2 separate regions of the Homo sapiens genome follow, and region 1 is linked to region 2. A link is a contact called in ENCODE Hi-C data. All regions are on one chromosome and are shown on one strand. The core of a region is the stretch at or near the end of the contact, and the rest is flanking DNA. Distances in the headings are between cores, read along the strand shown.

The links. A loop is a pair of places that touch in the nucleus more often than their neighbours do. Pooled maps may share reads with other maps.
Region 1: a pooled map shows a loop between it and region 2 (2.7-fold over the local background). The contact joins the enhancer-like site here to the promoter of PRKD3 in region 2. A Hi-C loop is called at or near these places in 2 of 168 maps with a recorded cell type or tissue (CD8-positive, alpha-beta T cell and PC-3) and 8 of 50 pooled maps.

Annotation. Positions count from the first base shown.
Region 1 is chr2:37,569,553-37,572,425 of GRCh38, forward strand. All of the region lies in intron 1 of LINC03063 (long intergenic non-protein coding RNA 3063), which reads left to right. Among named protein-coding and RNA genes, the nearest start is that of LINC03063, 8.5 kb to the left of the region's middle. RefSeq lists enhancers at 1,226-1,535, 1,636-1,695. Within about 2 kb of position 1,524, at least 4 of the 41 ENCODE cell types and tissues checked have a DNase peak (open chromatin) inside an H3K27ac peak, as active enhancers do; they include PC-3, where a contact is called at or near this core.
Region 2 is chr2:37,323,446-37,326,273 of GRCh38, forward strand. PRKD3 (protein kinase D3) reads right to left here and starts at 1,388. Exons shown (of 19, transcript NM_005813.6): 1 at 1,236-1,388. PRKD3-DT (PRKD3 divergent transcript) reads left to right here and starts at 1,636. Exons shown (of 2, transcript NR_183394.1): 1 at 1,636-2,077. RefSeq lists an enhancer at 399-478 and a silencer at 1,119-1,748.

The DNA of each region.
Region 1 (2,873 bases), core at 274-2,773, 250 kb after region 2:
TTAATCCCACAGAAGTTCATAAATTTTCCAGCTGTGCCAGAGGCACATGGTTGCAGAGCGTGAAAGCCAACTGGCACTCTAAATGGAACAAGTGGAAAATTCTGCCTGTGAAAGCCAAAAGGAATTCTTCACCTTAATTAAGAAAAAGCTCTGCAATATTGAAAGTCTAGGTAGAAAAGACAAGACTTGGCATCTGACTTCTTTAAAATGAACTCTGCTTAATTAGGACTTAGTTAACATAAATTGGAAAAGATCAAGACCAAAGCCCATTGAATTGGGTCCAGTTTAGGAATTAAAACTGTACAGTTCAACTCCTGCCCTTGACAGCAGTTCTGCCTTCTTAGTTTTATAGGTAACAAACTTGATCCCCTTCCTAAGGGAATGTGCGTAAGCTATCTGCTTCTCTAGGGGAAATGAACTCTAGTGATTTTGAGAGATTACATTTAAAGGGCAATTTTCATTTACAGTTATCTGATTCAATACGTGTGGAGCTTTGCATCAACCAAGAACTTGTTTAGGGCCACTCTTGGTGTCCGGCTGCTTGCAAAAGTCAAATCAGTAAGCTATGTAGGACAAAATGTTACTCAGGTTGAATCACTTCATATTAATGAAATGTAAATAAAACCAGAGAAAGGGAAATTTTAGAAATCCAAATAAACACCCTTAATGTGATTTGTCTTCCCAAACAGTTCCCTGGATTCTCTTTTCTGTGTGGTCATGTCTCAAATGCCTTTTAGTGATAACCCTGAATACTCCACATTTCAACAAGATACAAACATTTCTCTCTTGTGTTCTTATTTGCTGTTTCTGTTAGAAACATGAAAACCACATCAACTAGATGGAAATCCTAGAGGAATTTAAGAAGAAAAGATCAATTGTTTGACAATAAACGTGGTAAATCCCATGTGATCAAATAAATGCTTATACATGAAAGCAAGAATATTGTACTTTGAACTCTTAACTATAAAGTTGGGCTAAAAATGATTGGGCAGACCTGTTGGTAGGGGAAGCTGTATTTCAACACAAAATCTAAAAAGTCTTAGATGATGAGGCAAAGATCAGTGGACATGTGAGAGCTGACATTTTCTACTACTGAGGTTGTTTTGTTCTTGGTTTAAGAAAATGGATCTGGGATAATCTAGTTTTTATGAACTCCTGCAAACGAAGCGGCTTTAGTTACGTTGCAGTTGTTGAAAAGGACTGACCCTTCCCTGTAGCTTTGATGTGCAGTGTGAATTTGGCAAAGGGAACTTAAGTTTGCCTTTCAGTGCTGAATGGCACCATTACCGAGGCTCATGTATCTGTCAGAAAAATCACTTCTCTCCTGGTAAAGCCCCTTCTGTCTCAGGATCATGTGAGATTCACCACACAACACTCACTAAACATGGTATCATTTTTACGTAATGAGGGAGTGAGAACTGGAACCTGATTTCATATTTTTTCCCACAGATTTTACTTTCTACTCTTGTCAGTCATATCTGCAAGGCTGACAGTTACCAGGGGCTGTGGCCAGGCATGAGGGAGAATGTGTCATTGCTGGCTGCGTTGGTCATAGCAACGTGTCTGCCTCAGAACAGATCCAGCATGGATGAGCAAACAGAAAAATGTGTAAGAAGGCTTGTGACTGAAACAGACCAAGGGTGAGTGCCGGGACTGTCCATCAGAAACTTTCAATGATCAGTAACAGGATATTCACACAGTCATTTTACTTTTCAATAACTTATCAAGTTGACAAGCAAATAATTAATAATGGTTTGTCACTGGTTGGCAACTTCTAAAAAAGTCTATGGCTGAGAAGGACACTCATTTCTCATAACCTCAGCCAGTACTGAATTACAATGCCAATCAGCAAATGTATCAAACGCCAGAACACTGTTAGCAGCAGCTGAGGCATCAGTATGAGTGAGACATATTTCTTATTCACAACAGAAACTCAGAGTCAGTGGAAGAAAAATATGTAAACACATTTTTCTAATGCAATAAGATGAGGGCTATAATAAATGTATGAAAAAAAGTGCTACAGGAACACAGATGGAGGGTTGATTGATTCTGCTTGGGAAAGTCTGAGAACGCATCACAGGGAAAGAGAATTTAGCTTCTTCGAAAGATGAGTAGAATTTATTAAAAAGGAGGTTATTTTAAGCAAAGAAGTGCATCATATGCGAAGGATGATGTCAAGGATGTGCTTGTCATTTTCAGGGTGTAAGCGTAGAGCAGTTTCATTGTCATTATCTCTGTGTGTTCAAGAGGTACATTCTCCCAATAAATCTAATTTTCAGGACTATTGTCTTCCTTTGGACTCAAAATCTAATTTGCAATGCAAATCTGAGCAGTGACTTCCTTGTTTCAACGGTCTCAGACTGCCCCTAGAAATGATGAATGCATGGGTCCCATAGGTGAATGCATTGGTCCACAGGCAGAGAGAATGGAGTTCCAAGTCAGTCAGGCCAAGGTTCAACACAAGGAGGTGGGAACTTCAGACTGGAAGCTGAAGCAGTTTCTATGGTCATTAGCGGCAGAGGCCAGCCCAGAAGACCAGGGAGACTTCACTCCAGTAGAGGCCAGAAGAAGATTCCCACTATCGGCTTCAGATTCCTCTTTTGTAAAATGAGCTAGTTTGACTAGATCTGTTGCTGGCAAACTTTGTTTCCTAGGCCCCAGGGTTCCATGAAGGTTCTTCTGTGGCTGGTGATGAGAAAGAGTAAGGCCAACTTGGGAAGGCTAAACCTCCTCCACCCCTTCACTTCACTAGAGTAGTCTGATTTCATTTGTTTTCATATTGGCAATCCACATAAGATAAGTTTGAAAATGGTATATTTTACAGTTCAGACAAAAAGGAAAACCTTGGAATAGAGAATTAAGTGCTGGTTCTC
Region 2 (2,828 bases), core at 138-2,637:
CTGTGTGACACGTTTCAAATCCTACTTTTAGAAAATCTTCTAACTTCTTGGCTGAATGTCCATGCTTGATCTTAACTCGGAATCTAACAGGGAAGGAAGCAAGGGTTCGTTGACAAGGAAAAACTGGCCTAGATCTCAGTCGGGGGAACTTTATGGACGCCTTCTGCAGCAAAGCTAAGGAAAATGAAAATCGCTAAAAATGTAAGAACGACGACATTAAGTAGAAGGGTAAAAAAAAAGTTTCAGAGGAATAAAATAACATTTTCTAGGATACAAATTAAGGCATTTAAAAGTTCTTGTTCCATTTGTGGCTATGTCTCATAAAAGCTGTGTCGCACCAAGCAGCAGTTCAGGGTGTAACTTATCCTTCCTAATCAAAGATGACACCGATAGTCTTATTTCCTGTGGGGATGGGTGTGATTGAAGACACAGTTACGTCCATGCCATCAATCTGTGTGTGGAAAAGTCGGCAGGTCGCGCGCACACACTTGTCGCTTGAATCGTATGTGTGCCTGCAGACGGCAAGGCCTATGCCTCTGACTGCGTTCACCTGAAATAAAATACCCAACCGGCAATACAGTAGTATATGGTTATTTTCACTGCTCAAAGAAACAGTGGCACTCCTCAGTGTTTCAGCTTAAGGAAAACCTCCCAGGAGGGAGCAACTCGGAACAATGCTGCAACTAGCAAATCCAAACGCAGTCGGGATACTGGGGCGAGGGGCTTACATTCTCCAAGCACCATTTACTCACCCCTTTGAGACGACTACAACGCAAAGTGAGGAAATGAAACGAAAAAGCTGGTCCAAAATTCGGCACTGCGAGCGCCGCGGGTCTGGCTTCGGGAACTAGTTTGGGAGACCCGGGAACGGATCGCCTCCGATGGGCCGGGCGCGGTGGTCTCCAGCGGAGCGCGAACCCAAGTTGCCCTCCGCGCGGACGCCGGAACTTGGCCCCTCTGGCGGCTGCGGCGGCGCCCCCGCTCCCCCTCAGCCGCCCACCTCCCGCCGCGCGCTCCCCCAACTTCCCGCCCAGCGCGGCTGACACCGCCCAGCCCGGCGCGGGGTCCGAGTCCTGTCGCCGCCGCCGCCGCGTGCAGTTGGGGGGTTGGGGGTTTGGGGGATGGGGGAGGGGCCGCCGCCGCCTCAGCCCGACGGGCCGGGAGAACAAAGCGGCGGCGGCGGCGGCGCGAACTTTTTCGGTGTCTGTTCAGCGCTCCCCGAGGCGACTACTTACAGTGGCAGGCTCGGCCCGTCGTGAGAAACTGCGCCCGCCAGCGTCTGAGTACCGGACGAGGCGCCAGCGAGGCTTCACGCGCCTCGCAGGATCCCGCCCGCCTCCGGCGCCCCTTCCTCCCTCCCTCCCCGTCCCGTCCTGGGGCCGGAGGGCGGGGGGCCGGGGCGCGCGGGGGGCGGGGGCGCGCGGCCAGCGCGGGGCCTGCCGGGAGCTGTAGTTCCTCGGCCCGCGCCCGCCGGGAGGTGGCCGCGGCGGGAGGTCGGGGTTGTCTCTGCCCCGCGAAGGGGCGCCGGGAGCGCCGGGTACAGTCGGGCTGGCTCCGCACCCTCGAGTTCCGGGCGTCTTCGTGAGCGCGGGGGCACGGGGCAGGGGCGCCGCGGGAGTCGCGAGCGTGTCTATCAGTTACACGCGGTACTTGATCGCGCTGTTGCCGACGGTACTGTCTTTTCCTCTACTGCCGTGCACTCTTGAGGGAGGCGGTGGCGACAATGGGCCAGAGGTGATAGTTGGAACGGGGGACTTGTAAGGCGTCCAGAGCAGAGAGCTGCTTCCACCCTGAGATGTCACAGCCCTCCCGCATGCTCCTCCCTGCTGCCTGCCCCCGGGGTGGCCGCCGGCACCGCAGCTCGGCGCCCAAACCGGCACGTCCCAAGCCCGACGTTCCGGTGACTGCAGGGGTTTTCCCGGTGCTCGGTGTTTCCTCCCCGTCGGCCTTTAAACGCGAATGTGACCCTACCACCAAAGTGGAGTGCAGTCCAGAATCACCAAACCTGGGCTTCCAGGTGTCTGGAAACACAATGTTAACATTTGTTTTGCTCCAAAACAAAGTATGACCGTGTCGGGTGAGTGGGGCGGGAGTGGGAGTCAGCAGCATAAGGATCTAGAGGGAAAATACACTGTGCATAAATTTTCGATGTCTTATGTGAGAGAAAGGCCTGAGAAGCTGACAGGCATTGTCACAGAAGCCACATGATTCTCCTTATGTCAACATTTTATCCCAAAAGTACTTAAATATATTGAAACAATCAGAGGGACTACAATCAAGAGGGCAGTTTTCTTTCTTCTCTCTTTTTCTTTCTTTTCCCCTTTCTCTCTTTCTTCTTTCTCTCTAGAAAAGGTTTTACTCTGTCATCCAGGCTGAAGTGCAGTGACACGATCATAGCTCACTGCAGCCTGGAGCTGCTGGGCTCAAGTGATTATCCTGCGTCAGCCTCCCAAGCAGCTGGGACTACAGGCGTGTGCCACCACGCCCCACTAACTTTTAAGTTAGTTTTTGTAGAGACGAGGTCTCTTGCTGTGTTACCCAGGCTGGTCTCCTGACCTCAAGAGATCCGCCCGCCTCGGCCCTCCAAATCGTTGGGATTACAGGCGTGAGACACCGCGCCCAGCCAAGAGGGCAGTTTTCAAGAATAGAAAGAAAAATAAACATAAATTAGCCCCTACTTTTGATACAAAATCATCACTCTTAATGGATGTCCTCGGATTTAAAGTTAAGAAATGAAAATATTAAGATAATTTATATTAAACATAAGGCAGGTAAGATTGTGTAAAACCTTGATTACTTTATTTAAAAATCTATTTAAAAAAAGATTT